Linked DNA regions of Homo sapiens: all the other regions are linked to region 2. Evidence: chromatin contacts called from ENCODE Hi-C or POLR2A ChIA-PET data. All regions are on one chromosome and are shown on one strand. Each heading gives the region's core, a stretch centred on a gene start or an enhancer-like site at or near the end of the contact. The rest is flanking DNA. Distances are from core to core; before and after follow the strand shown.

What was found. Hi-C counts contacts between places; a loop is a spot of excess contacts on that map. ChIA-PET counts read pairs that join two places held with the same protein, here RNA polymerase II (POLR2A). Pooled maps may share reads with other maps.
Region 1: a pooled map shows a loop between it and region 2 (4-fold over the local background). The contact joins the enhancer-like site here to the promoter of EEF1AKMT1 in region 2. A Hi-C loop is called at or near these places in 1 of 37 single-sample maps with no recorded cell type and 7 of 50 pooled maps. POLR2A ChIA-PET finds 5 or more read pairs at or near these places in 1 of 52 experiments (Caco-2).
Region 3: a map of naive thymus-derived CD4-positive, alpha-beta T cell shows a loop between it and region 2 (9-fold over the local background). The contact joins the promoter of FGF9 here to the promoter of EEF1AKMT1 in region 2. A Hi-C loop is called at or near these places in 1 of 168 maps with a recorded cell type or tissue (naive thymus-derived CD4-positive, alpha-beta T cell) and 8 of 50 pooled maps. POLR2A ChIA-PET finds 5 or more read pairs at or near these places in 1 of 52 experiments (CD4-positive, alpha-beta T cell).

Annotation. Positions count from the first base shown.
Region 1 is chr13:20,125,733-20,130,083 of GRCh38, reverse strand. No RefSeq gene overlaps it. Among named protein-coding and RNA genes, the nearest start is that of LINC01072, 25 kb to the right of the region's middle. RefSeq lists a silencer at 1,740-1,959 and an enhancer at 2,410-2,459. Within about 2 kb of position 2,368, at least 27 of the 41 ENCODE cell types and tissues checked have a DNase peak (open chromatin) inside an H3K27ac peak, as active enhancers do.
Region 2 is chr13:20,772,632-20,777,205 of GRCh38, reverse strand. It overlaps EEF1AKMT1 (EEF1A lysine methyltransferase 1), which reads left to right and starts at 3,245. Exons shown (of 5, transcript NM_001318939.2): 1 at 3,245-3,285. RefSeq lists an enhancer at 3,671-3,890.
Region 3 is chr13:21,669,017-21,673,347 of GRCh38, reverse strand. It overlaps FGF9 (fibroblast growth factor 9), which reads right to left and starts at 2,275. Exons shown (of 3, transcript NM_002010.3): 1 at 1,159-2,275. The coding sequence starts at 1,435. RefSeq lists silencers at 2,288-2,347, 2,368-2,417, 3,198-3,457.

The sequences.
Region 1 (4,351 bases), core at 1,119-3,618, 650 kb after region 2:
TCTATGTCTGTACATGTGAATGTGTGTCTGTGTATGTTGATTGTGTCTGTATCTGAGTGTATGTGTGTGTGAGTGTATCTGTGAATGTGTGTGAGCCTGTGTATGTGAGTGGGTGTCTGTGAGGATGTTAGTGTATCCGTGTGTAAGTGTATGAGTGTATATGGGGGGTATGAGTGTTAGTATGTGAGTATAGGTGTTTAAATGTATGAGTGTGGGGGGGAGTCGAGTGTATGTGTGTGTGTGTACATATATGTGTGTGTGTGTGAATGTGTGTGGGTGTATTTGTGTACACACTCTGTTCCTTCTCATTGTACTCTCAGATTTGCTCTTAAAATATTTGGGGCTCAAGCCAGACAAAACATGAGGAAGATACGAAACCACAGAATGGCAGCGTGGTCTGGAAATGAAGAACTTTTGTTTGTTTTTTGTTTGTTTGTTTGTTTTTTGAGACGGAGTCTCGCTCTTGTCCCCCAGACTGGAGTGCAATGGCGCAATCTCGGCTCACTGCAACCTCTGCCTCCCGGGTTCAAGCGATTCTCCTGCCTCAGCCTCCAGAGTAGCTGGGATTACAGGCGCCCGCCACCACACCCGGCTAATTTTTGTATTTTTAGTAGAGACGGGGTTTCACCATGTTGGTCAGACTGGTCTCGAACTCCTGACCTCGTGACCCGCCAGCCTCGGCCTCCCAAAGTGCTGGGATTACAGGTATGAGCCACCGCGCCCGGCCGGAAGAACATTTTTCTTAAGAAAAATGAAAACTTAGCATCACCGATGGGAGCCCGAGTCTCAAGGCTTCTCTAACCACACGCACTCCAGGGGTAAGCTCCAGAGCCGCCTCCGTCCTCACCACCGCGATGGTGGCGGCTGCACAGGTATGGAGGTTTTTCAAAATTCACTAAACTGCATCATTAAAATAAATCTATATTGTTATATGTAAATTTTGTGCCAATAAAGTTGAGTTCAAAGGAAACATACATATTTGCGTGTGCATATATGTAAATATATATCGATGAATACAAACCCTAAACTTTACACAAAATCGTCGACTCTTCCGTTCCATATATTTCTCTCTCTTTGATTCTCAGCAAGGTTTTTATGGCCGAGCCGGTCTGCGGGCGGGAGGAACCCCGCAGGATGGGGAACCGGGCTGCTGCCAGGTGGCCGCCGCCGGGTAAAGGACCACAGCTGGAGGGGGTGGAGTGGTCCCGTGGCTGCTTTAACAAAATCCCACAGATGCGGTGGTTTACACGCCGCACAGTACAGCTGCATTCCCACAGAGTTCTGGGCGTCCGGAATCGGCGCCACCTGGCTGCAGTCAGGTGCGGGCAGGTCCCGGGCGCCGCGGTCCTCCAGCCTCTGCCCCCACGGTCGCCTCCTCTCCCTCTCCTACGAGGACACTTTGATGACATTTAGGGTCCGCCCGGATCATCCAGGACAATCTCCCTAACTCTGGACCCTTAGCCTGGCCACATCTGCAGAGCCCCGTGGGCGATAGAAAGTGATGTTTGCAGGGGCAGGGATCAGGGCCTGGGCACGGCAGCCCGCCACTGGGGGTGGGTATTCTGGGCTGGATGGCACTGTCACCCCCCGCCTTGAAAGTCTCGTCCTCCCCCACGCTTGGACTCGTGGCGCTGAGCAGAGACGCGGGCGCTCCTGGAATCGACGGGAAGCGCCCCGCTGACAGGCCTGCGGCGGGAGACCCGAGCCCCCAGCGCCACCCCAGGGCGGAGTCCCACCCACCCTGTCTACACAGAGATTCAGCTAAGAGCCTGCACTCGAGTCCAAAGTCAGGCCGCGTGAGAAGCCACGGCGGCCGCAGGGGCCCATGCGGTGAGGTCAGCGCCGGCCCCACAACCCGACCGCGGAACCCGGGCTCCCCCTCCGCCCGGGCCCTGGCCGGCCCCGCTGGCCCGCGGTGAGGAGACGGCCTTCTTGTGCCTGCGCGATTCAAACGCTGGAGCTACTCTAAACAAGGCCTGGCCACCCCGGACACGCCGAGGGAGCTGGCGGCGGTCAGGCTGAAGGAGAGGGGCCGTCACCGCCCCGCGGGAGGCCGCGGTCGCACACTGGCGGGCAGGGGACATGGGACACCCAGCTGCCGGGCAGCAAAGAGGGGCAAACTCGAGAGTGGGAAAGTAGGCGATGCTGACTTAGCGGCTGCGGGGGAGAACGGCCCAGCGGAGGGCGCCACGCCACGGCCGGTGCCGGGAAGCTCCTGTTCCGGGGCTGCTCTGTCGCCCGCCGGATGCGGACGCGCACGCTGGGCACCTCCCCTCGGCCACCAGACCTCACCTCACAGCTGACCTCACCCTCAGGGCCCCAGCATTGACCCTGAGGGACGCGCGGGCTGGCCCTGCTGCCCACTCGGGGTACGCCCCCGAGGGACACGCCCGCCTTCGCTCTCGCAGGGCAAGGTTGCTCAGCAACTTCCCCAGCCCCATGGACACCCGGGGCGGCATCCTGATGTTTCAGTTGGGAGGAACCAGAGAGAATCAAGACTTGGTCCAGGTCCTGCACATGGCTCACGCCTATAATCCCAGCACTTTGGGAGGCCGAAGTGTTAGGATCACTTGAGTGCAAAAGTTCAAGATCAGCCTGAGAAACACAGTGAGACCCCGCCTCCAAAACAAGTTTAAAAAAAAATTAGCCGGGCATGGTGATGCAACGCCTGTAGGTAGTCCCAACTACTAGTGAGGGTGAGGAGGGTGGGGGGTGTGGAGGCTGCAGTGAGCTATGATGGCGCCACTGCACTCCAGCCTGGGCAACAGAAGGAGACCCTGTCTAAAAAAAAAAAAAAAAAAAGAAAGAAAGAAAATAAATAAAAAATAAAAAAAGCTTTGGTCTGAAGGAAAAAACGTGGCCTAAAGACTTGCTTGAGGTCACACCAGGATGCAGAAAACATAAGCAGTGGCTCCGGGAAGGACTGTGGGTTAATAAGCACGGTTGGTAAATGGCAGACCCCCAGCTGAAGCCCAGGTCCTCAGATGCAAGCCCACAGCTCCTCCACTAAGCTGTGACTAACACTAGAGCCAAGGGAGCCGCAGGGGTACAGAAGCGATGCTTGCCATCAAGAAAGGAGGTTTGGGTGTGGTGAGAGGTAGAGGAGGGGGGTGAGAGGAGAGAAGGGAGGGGGTAGGGTCAGAAAGGCGGGTCGGCACCCCTACCTCCTCACTAACAGAGCAGGCAGAGCTCTCAGCCTGGGCATGGTGGGGCCCACTATGGTGAGATCCTGCTGAAAATACCCTGCGCTTTGAAAACAGCCGCATCCAGAAATCCAGGATCACTGGGAGGGGATTGCAGTCCAAAGAGATGACGCTGAGCAACGATGCTACCCACGTTTGTGTGAGCTGAGCACTTCCTAAAACTAGAGGCTCCGTTTCATAGTAGCCTACTGCTTCTCTAATTTTAGCTTACCCAAGAGTCACTTGGAGGCCTTGTTAAAAATAGATTCCTGGGGCCAGGCACAGTGGCTCACGCCTGTAACCCCAGCACTTTGGGAGGACGAGGCGGATGGATCATGTGAGGTCAGGAGTTTGAGACCAGCCTGGCTAACATGGTGAAACCCCATCTCTACTAAAAATACAAAAAAAAAAAAAAAAAATTAGCTGGGAGTAGTGGCAGGTGCCTGTAATCCCAGCTACATGGGAGGCTGAGGCAGGAGAATCACTTGAACCTGGGAGGCAGAGGTTGCAGTGAGCTGAGCTCGTGCCACTGCACTCCAGCCTGGGTAGCAGAGGGAGACTCCATCTCAAACAAACAAACAAACAAACAAAAATGACAGCCAATAATGTCCATTATTTACAAGGCAAAGACAGGCACGAATATACCTGCAACCTAGATAATTCCCAAAGTTACTTAACTGCTTCCTTTTTAGGTGGTTGGTCGTCTGACATTTTTGGCAAGATGACCACAGAAATGAAGTGTGCCCTTCTCAGTGCATCACACCAAGGGGTGCATGATACCATAGTGACTTTGTTAAGCACACCTTGGCTGTTTGGTTACGGGGCATCTTCCCAGTTTCTCTACTATAAAGCTAACAACTTGGGGAAATACTCTGAGATTATGCAAAGCCTGTCTCCTCACAATTTCCCCCTGGGTTTTAGCATCCATCAGTTGCTCTTGCCCACAGCATTTTTCCTGGGGGCTTTGCCCACGGCTGCTTTTCTGTTGCTCTCTTTCCTTCTGTGTCTGCTCACCGGACCACTCCTTCTCAGCTGCCTCTGTCTCCATGTGGGCTCACTATGGGCTTGTAGACAACGAAATCCCAGGACTTTTACTGATAAAATATCTAACATTTGTAAATGCACAGTTTACAAACTGCTCTCACTTACACTATCTCATTTGATTTCCT
Region 2 (4,574 bases), core at 1,996-4,495:
AACCACAACCACCCTAGGGATATTGGGGTAGACTTCACCATATTATTTACTGTACTTTTTTTTAAAAAATGAGAAAATGGATCTATTTATGTTAACTATCTTAGTCTGTTCTATTTAATTCAACTATCTTACTCTGTGCTATTAGAATACCTGAGACTGAAGAACAGAAACTTACTTCTTTCATTTCTGGAGGCTGCCCTTTGACTTCCATCATGTGGAAGAGGCAAGCAAGCCATCACCAGATGGTGGCGAGAGAGAATCAACTCCCTCCTTCAAGCCCCTTTGTAATGGGACCTAATTTTATTCATTAGGGAGGAACTCTCTTGGCCTAATCACCTCTTAAAGGCCCCACCTCTTCATACTGGCACATTGGCAACAATTGAATTTTGCAAGGGAGCTATTCAAACCACAGCAACAAGGATTTTATTTTCTGCTGAATAGGCACCTATTATTTCTACAACAATGAAAAAATCCTGGCCGGGCGCGCGGTGGCTGACGCCTGTAATCCCAGCACTTTGGGAGGCTGAGGCGGGCGGATCACGAGGTCAGGAGATCGAGACCACCCTAGCTAACACGGTGAAACCCTGTCTCTACTAAAAATACAAAAAAAAAAAACAAAAAGCTGGGCGTGGTGGCGGGCAGCTGTGGTCCCAGCTACTCGGGAGGCTGAGGCAGGAAAATGGCGTGAACCCGGGAGGCGGAGCTTGCAGTGAGCCGAGATCGCGCCACTGCACTCCAGCCTGGGCGACAGAGCGAGACTCCGTCTCAAAAAAAAAAAAAAAAAAAAATCCTAACGGTGATTCCCAAAGTGAGTTTAATTAGTAATTTTTTAAAATAATTGTTGTTAAATAGTTTTGATAAATAAAACAGGTTTCTTTAGTGCATTAAGTTGAAGGCTTTAATACATTAATGCCTATGGTGAAACTCAGAAGAAGAGTTTAATCAGATTTTCCTCATTTTACTTTATACAGTCTTTTCTCAAAGTACCTTACAGGACTAGAAATCTAAGGAATGTCCTTTGCAACATGCTTAGGATAATTCGAATAACTCTGTGATAAAGCACTCAATGGAAGAAAAACAAACACCTGAATCTGTTTTTGTACTTACAGGTAATTTGTTGTTGTTTTAAGAAAAACTGAGTCTAGTGTGGTTTGTTTTGTTTTGTTTTTTTGAGACAGAGGCTCCCTCTGTCACCCAGGCTGGAGTGCAATGGCGTGATCTTGACTCACTGCAACCTCCACCTCCCGGGTGTAAGCGATTCTCCTGCCTCAGCCTCCCAGGTAGCTGGGAATACAGGCGTGTGCCACCACACCGGGCTAATTTTTGTATTTTTAGTAGAGATGGAGTTCCGCCATGTTGACCAGGCTGGTCTCAAACTCCTGACCTCAGGTGATCTGCCCACCTTGGCCTCCCAAAGTACTGGCGTGAGCCCTGCACCTGGTCCCAAGTCTGGTTTACTTTCTTTTTTACACCATTTCTGAAGAGAAGCAAGACGAACAAAAATCACTGGTGAATACACAAAAGGAATAATTCCTGAATTGAAGACATCCTTCATATCCAATTTAACTGGACAAGTAATTTCCCCTTTAATGAGAATAAGTACTCCTTTGATATTTTACATGTTTATGATTTGCAAAAACCATTAAATTACAGTGCATAGGTTTCACCAGGAAAATATGAATCTTACTGTATTACTCTCATGCTGTCTGAGCAATCAGGTCTAGTGAAGGTACAAAAAACTCTGACATCTGTGGTCACTTTCATAGTAAAAATAGTATATAGTAAAATACATGAAGATAACATGTCTTACATGCTATTAAAGCAATGTCAGCTTTGAAAGAAAATGATCTACTGTTTCAGACTCAATTTGACTGAATGTAAACTTCTGTTAAAGTAGTTATAAGCTAGGGCAGTCTTATTTACTGAACACCACCTCCATAAAAAATGCACTCATAAAAGTTGGTTATTGTTTCTCAGTTTGTGTTAAATTTCTTTTAGTTTTTTAAATATATTTTCTTCCTGTTCCTTTTCCAGAATACACCTGATCTTGAAATATTTGGTTAATAGACTTGTCATCAATTCAAAACAAAGTCAAAATGTAGCATGGGTTATTATAAACTGGAAACAGTTCTTAAAATAGAAATTATAGTACACCCAATGTTATAAACCTGTTTCATTAACTACTTACTGAATAGCATCATTTGCCAGCTGAACAGTTTATATCCTTACCTTATACCAGAAAGGATTTTCACATTGCTCAGCAGAATATATAAAATTTAGCAAGATCATGAAATTGGTAAAGAAAATGGAGGAAAGAGAGGGTAGAAGCATAATACAGATTGATTTCTTGGGGAATTGGAAACAAATACTTTGTATCACTTATAATTTGGTAGCTGCTAAAACGTAAGGGAACCTTTCAATAATCAGTGCCTGTATGTGCAAGATAATTAAGGTGTTGTTGACAAAAATCATACATACTTACGGCGCTTGATGTCTAAATACATATATTGACCAACTCATTCAAAACTGAAGACTCTGAAAGACTAACAAGTTTTAAAGGTTCCCCCCCGCTACCGCCAATCCTGTCAATTTTACCAAAGCCTCAATTTGATGTCAACATTTAAAGTCAACGATTTGATTTAAAAAGACTGAGCAGACAATCGACCAATGAAGCCTTGACTTTGAAAATCTACGTGACTCAGTGCAAAATAGTGGGTTTAACTTTAATTAGGATCTTAATTTTTTTTTTTTTAGATGTTGCCTTGCTCTGTCGCCCAGGCTGGAGTAGCTGTGGTGCGATCTCGGCTCATTGTAGCCTCTGCCTCCCGGGTTCCAGCGAGTCTCCTGCCTCAGCCTCCTGGGTAGCTGGGATTACAGGCGCACGCGACCACGGCCAGCTAATTTTTGTATTTTTTAGTAGAGACGAGGTTTCACCATGTTGGTAAGGCTGGTCTCGAACTCCTGACCTCAGGTGATCCGCCCGCCTCGGCCTCCCAAAGTGTTGGGATTACAGGCGTGAGCCACCGCGCCCTGCCAGGGCCTTCATTTTTTTTGTTGTTGTTGTTTTTTTGCTACCATTCTTGGGGGCGGCTGATGAGACAAGCGAAGGAACGACTCCAGGCTGGAGACGGCCCTCAGTGTTGTAAACGCGGGATTGAGACGCTGCGGGGAGATGGCCTGCCTTGCGCAAGGGCCTGGGCGGGAGGGCCTGCGCCTGCGCTAGCGAGACTGGCTAGCCACTCCCACTGCACACGGCGAGTCTGGGCGACTGCGCACGCGCGGCTGGTGAGTGGCGGGTTCGGGCGCAGCTGTAGGGTTGGCTGCGCGCCGCCGAGGCGTTTTGGACTGGGTTAGGTGCCTTTTGTGTGTTTGTTTCTCACCTTTTTTCCAGGGTGGTAGTGGTGGAAGAGTTTAATTAGCAGTGGCTGGCGGATTCCTGAGGGAAGGAGCTGGCGCCGGCCTGAGAGTGGATCCTGGTTGCTGTGTTAGGCGCTGTTGGGCCTCGCGTCCCGGTCGCCGGAAGGCGCCGCGTCCTGTGCCGCGCACGTTGGCGCCCGGGCCTTAGGCAGCCTTGGTGCTGACGGGGAAATTAACCCCCAGGCTACGGCAGCGCGTGGAGGCCTCCCTTCCCTCCGAGTAGAAACAGGACTCGGCCTGCTGTCCTTTTCATCTTTGCCCTCAGAAGTTCGCTGATGGAGTTTGCGAAATGCCCAGGCCTGACTGTCCGCTCCTGGAGGGCGGGCACCCGCGGCGCCTGTCGCTGGGGCTTCTGAGGCAGGTCCCTTGCAGGATGCGGGTGCTGCGAGGTGGAGTAGACTAGGACGCGGGCGGCTTTACTGCGAAACGGGCAGTAGCTTCGGAGGTGCAGAAGAAGTGCTGGGACGATAGCGGGTCCCTACCGGGAGGGAGCCACATGTCAGACAGGAAGGCCTTCCTTATAGGGGTTGTGGTTACATGGGGCGTACATCACAACGTCGCACTGCACACGTACGACCTGCATTTCATTGTAAGCATTACCTCCTTTTTAAAGTTAATTTAAAAACAGGATAAATAGAATTCTGGAAAGCAAGAAGGAAGGAACTGTTTGAGGCAGGGGGACTCAAAGATGAAAACAGAATGAAAACCTTTGGCCCTTTTCTGGACGTAAATTGGATTAAGGGGAGAATCATCCAGCAATTTATAAAAAGTATTTGGAGAATATCTAGGCCTTACCCATTCATAGAGGGAGCCTTGCTCTCCTGCGGTTTACTGGAGTCTGGGATGGCTCCTAGGTTAATGCTCTTTGCTCTGAATCACACTATCTTAACCTAATTTCACACAAGAATGAATGTTGAAATTACAGTATGGTGGTTTTGCCCTAAGTAAATTTGATAACATGGAAATTGAGTAATTTTATCCAAAAAGAGACTAACCACAGCCCCTGAGAAGCCAGCTAATCCCTGCTTATGCTGCAAGCTAACGTGTCCGCCCCTTTGCTCATGCTGTTCCATCTTTCTGAAGTCTTCACTCTTCATCCTTACCTTTTCCTGAGGCCGAGTTGAAGCTCCACCTGCTCTTTCACTCCTCTCCCCACT
Region 3 (4,331 bases), core at 1,026-3,525, 900 kb before region 2:
CATCCGCAGCCGCACGAAGCTAAACATACAGTTTAGATTGTGTTCAACATCTGGCACTAAAGCATGAGGAAGAAAAATCACCAGAGGACTTTGTTTTTTACGACCTAGTTTAAGTGTTGTCAGGTGGGTTCACTCAGAAGTTAACTCCTTCCAACAGTCTAGTTGCCCAAACTGGCGCTTATTTTTTTTTTTTTAAGTAAGGAAAAAACTCAAGAGTCCACCCAATTGGGACTGTGTTAGTTGACTTCGTGCCGTTGGGCTCAGGGTGCCCCGGCAAGCACGTGTGTGCAAGCATAAAGTGGGCAGAGCCACCAGCCCTCGAGTCTGCAGCCCTCAGTGCTGAGTCACAAATACCCTCCGCTGAAAAATGAAATCCTCGGAATGCCCTTTAAAATTCGCTCGCAGCGTTTGCACGCGCGCACACACTCACACCAGAGAGCCACGCAGGAGACCTACACAGGGCTGCACACTATGGAAATTTAAAAGCAGAGGTTATCACTTGATAGCTGGAAGGACAAAAACCCCTGAGCGCCCTGCCTCTTCCCAAGTCATTTTCCCCCAAGCCTCTGCCCCTGCTTTTCACGGAGCCTAAAATATGACTTTAGTCCTCCCAACAGGACAATCCGTCAGCAACCTTCGCCTATGGGGCTTTCAGACCCTCACAGGGGAGAATAAACAATGCACTTAATATACAATTCAAGTAGTATACTTACTAGAGGAAAGGGGGAAAGGAAAAAAACCTTAATTTGGGCACAAGATACCCACTGCCTTCAAGAAACTGCATTAAGTTCTTAGTAGTTAATGATTAAAGCTTTAAACTCGTGCAATCAGTCCATTCAAAAGAAACTTCCTAAACCCGTGTATCTGATGCAAAAGAACTGGAAACTTGTATTATATTTATAAATTATGCCCCCCTTTAAATTAAAAGTAGGGGGCCTTTCAGTGTATACTTGCATCAGTGCCAGCAGCAGATCTGCAATTCCGGAGGCATTTTTTTTTCGGAGCTGGCAAGACAGAGAGAGAGAGAGACAGAGATACAGAGAAAGAGGGGAGGAGGGGAGAACCCTTCCCACGTCCCCCACCCGGCCACCACCTTCTTGGTAGTTATAATTTCAACATGTCATCTCATGGACACTAAAGGGTTAATGGTATACCTACCAAATCGGCTGTGGTCTTTCCTGGTTCCCTGGATAGTACCATTGGGGAAGATTTCTAAGTGAAATCCAGTCCTGCAGTATAGCTGCCTCCGCCTGAGAATCCCCTTTAAATGATCCAAGTCCGTGACTGCGGGTCCCCTGGGGAGCCCCCCTGCTTCGGACTGACCCAGGTGGTCACTTAACAAAACCGGGCTGTCCACCGGCAACACGGGCACATTCCCAAACGGTACCGCATCCTGCACACCGAAATAGTTCCCAACTTCACCTAAGGGAGCCATCAGAGGACTCGGCTTTTGGAGCACAAGAATAAACAATAATGATGGTGTCAACCCAGGAGATATTAGGCGAGGTATATCCAACTCCCCTCCCTTACTGCAGTTGCAGAGAGAGAGAGAAAAAAAAGGTTCTTTTCTTCAATCCATTAAATGCATAAATAAAAGTAATCTGCTGTTTCACTGGCACAGGTTCAAGGTCAAACCACTGATAGTCTAAGAAACCACCACTTTATACTCACACACTGACATATTGATAAACATATCTATGTATCTCTATAGATAGATCCCCAGCTCTTAGCAGGCAGGAAGGTCTTCATCCCATCCGACCGTAATAAGGAAAAAAAATCCGTAGTTTCTCCATTTGGTTTGAGATCAGAATGACCATAGCAACTTAAATGCCTAGGCGTTATTATAGGGATTTTTAAGATGCACGGGCTACGTCAGAATTTACGGATCCTGACTCCAGGAAGGCATGCGCTGTTTTTACTCTCTAACCGACTCTGCAGACATCAGCATGAATCCTTCAAGGGGAAAAAAAAATCTCACGTTGGTGGCGGCGACAAATCTCCCCTCCCGGTCCCCCCTCCAAAAAATGATAATAATAATAAAACAAAAAGAAGAAGAAACTTTAGGCGTCCAAAGCTAGTATCCAGGATTCTCCAGAGGCTCGGCAGATGTCCATTGGCTTAGAACGGGTGGCGAGCGGCGAGCGAGGAGAGCCGCGTCCGGGAGCTCGCGTGCCGCCCAGGCTGCCGCGAACAGGTGTTGCCGCGCCGGCTCGCGGAGCGTTGTAGCCGGGCGGAGCGCTCCTCCTGCGCAGCCCCCGCCGGCGCGCAGAGTGGCGCAGGCAGCGGCATTGGGCTGGGTTTAAGGTAGCGCCGCCGCAGCCCGGGCTCCCCGCGGTCCTAGCGCCCGGCTTACTGCCCGCGCCGCTCTGCGGCAGGCGAGGTGCGGCGCGCCAGAGCGCAGGACTTCCTGGGAGGCAGTCGAGGAGCCCTGGCTTTACAAAGAAAAGCAAATGAAAGATGCACTGCGAGAGGCGGGAGGAAGAAACCCTGAGTCTCCCGAGACTCAAAGTTCTCCTGCAGAATAGAAGCCGGTAACCTACAATCTAGCTGGCTGGCTACATTGATGGAGGGTCAGAGTGAAACTGGGAAACTAGTTTTCACTGGGGCTCTGTAACCTTGCGTTGTATTATAGAATATGACTGAGTTGAGAGAGTCGGAGGGAAGGGGAGTTGATTTAATGGACTCGGATGGCCATGGCAGTTTCTCTTCCATTCTTCGGCCACACACACAGAAGCGCAAACTATGTTTCAGGTAAGATCAACTCCTCTCCCCCGTCACACACACACACACACACACACACGCAGATGCGGCCACCGTTTCTGTTTTGTTTGGAGCGTTCTGCTGGGCATCTTTGGGTTGGGGCTATGTTTAGGTCCCGCCCCGCTGCTCGGGTCCCGGCGGCCGCAAAGCAGTCGGCAGGGGGGCGCCAGAGAACCTTCTCTGTCCCCGACTTCGACTCGGGCGCGCGTCTTCGGGAGTCTGGGTGGAGGGGAGCGCTCCAGTAGGCGTCTTCTCGCCCTCAAACCACGCTGCTTAGGACGAGCGGCGCCATCCCAAGCCGTGCATCGGCTCGGGGAAGCGAAAGGCGAGTTCTGGTGTCTCACTCCACCGTCCGAAGCCCGCCGCGGAGCTGGGAGGGCCGGGCACTGGATGCTTGCGGGGCGCCCCGGGGCTGCAGCCGCTCCTTCCTGCTCTGCCCTGCGGGGCCGCACGTGGAAGCCTGAGCTCCGTTGCGCGGGCTCGGGTTTCTGTTAGCCGCCGGCGGCCTTCGCGCCCAGCGGGAGTCAGGGACAAAGAAACCCGCCTCCGGGGGCCGCCAGGGGCCCTGCCGGGCCGGGCCCGCCAGAGAGACTGGAGGCGGCGCGCTCTGCGCCCGGGACAGCCTGCCTGCGCCCGGATCCCCAGTGGCGGCGGGCGCGGAGCGCGGCGCCCCCCAACACACACACACACACACACACACACACACACACACACACACTCGCCCACAGCCCTCCCGCGGGGCCCCCCTTCCCTCCCCCTGCTCCTCTTTGTTCACATTGTCTTAGAAACGGCCCGACTCTCGGGTCAAGATGGTGAAAGTTGCCGAGACTTGAGCGCAGCTCCACACTGCGGGGCGTGCAACTGAGAAGCAAAGTCGAAAGCAGAGACTGAACCCCTGCGGTGGGGAAGCGAATCAAAACCTGGTTATGGGGGAGAAGTCGGATCCGCCTTAGTAGTCAGCTAAAGGCTGGAGATGCATAACTGGGGCTGGCCCTACTCCGGACGGGAGGGCTTCGCCTGAAGACGAAAGGGAGCGATGAATTTGCAGATTTCGGGGGCGCTGGAGGTGCCAGCGACCTGGAGCGACCTTCCCCTGCCCTCCGGGGAGGAAGGCGTGCTCCGGCCCGGGCGAGGAGGAAGGAGAGAAGAGCGAGTGGTCCTCCCCTCTTCCTTTCCCACCCCCCCTTTGCCGCAGTCCAGGGTCATTGGGTGTCCGGGGCTGGCTCGGTGCGTCTTGCTTACGTGTTTCTGAAGCATGAGAGCCCTGCCCCGTGGTATTTACAGCAGTCACATCCGCGGTGGTACAGAGCGGGCTTTAACGTTAACTGCTCGGCGGCAGATACAAGAAGCTGGGTATTAAGTGTCACTTCTCATAAACCACCCGAGTCGCTCGCATTAATCTCCGAGGCAGCCAGCAGTGATGGGTACAGCAGGGGCGTTCCTCGACCAGTTGGGTACAGTGCGCCGGGATGGTTACTTAGTGGGGAAAAAAGCGATGGAAGAAACAGAGACAGGCCCAGAGAGACAGGGAGACGCTTCATAAGAAGAGAAACGAGCAGCACGTGGACATT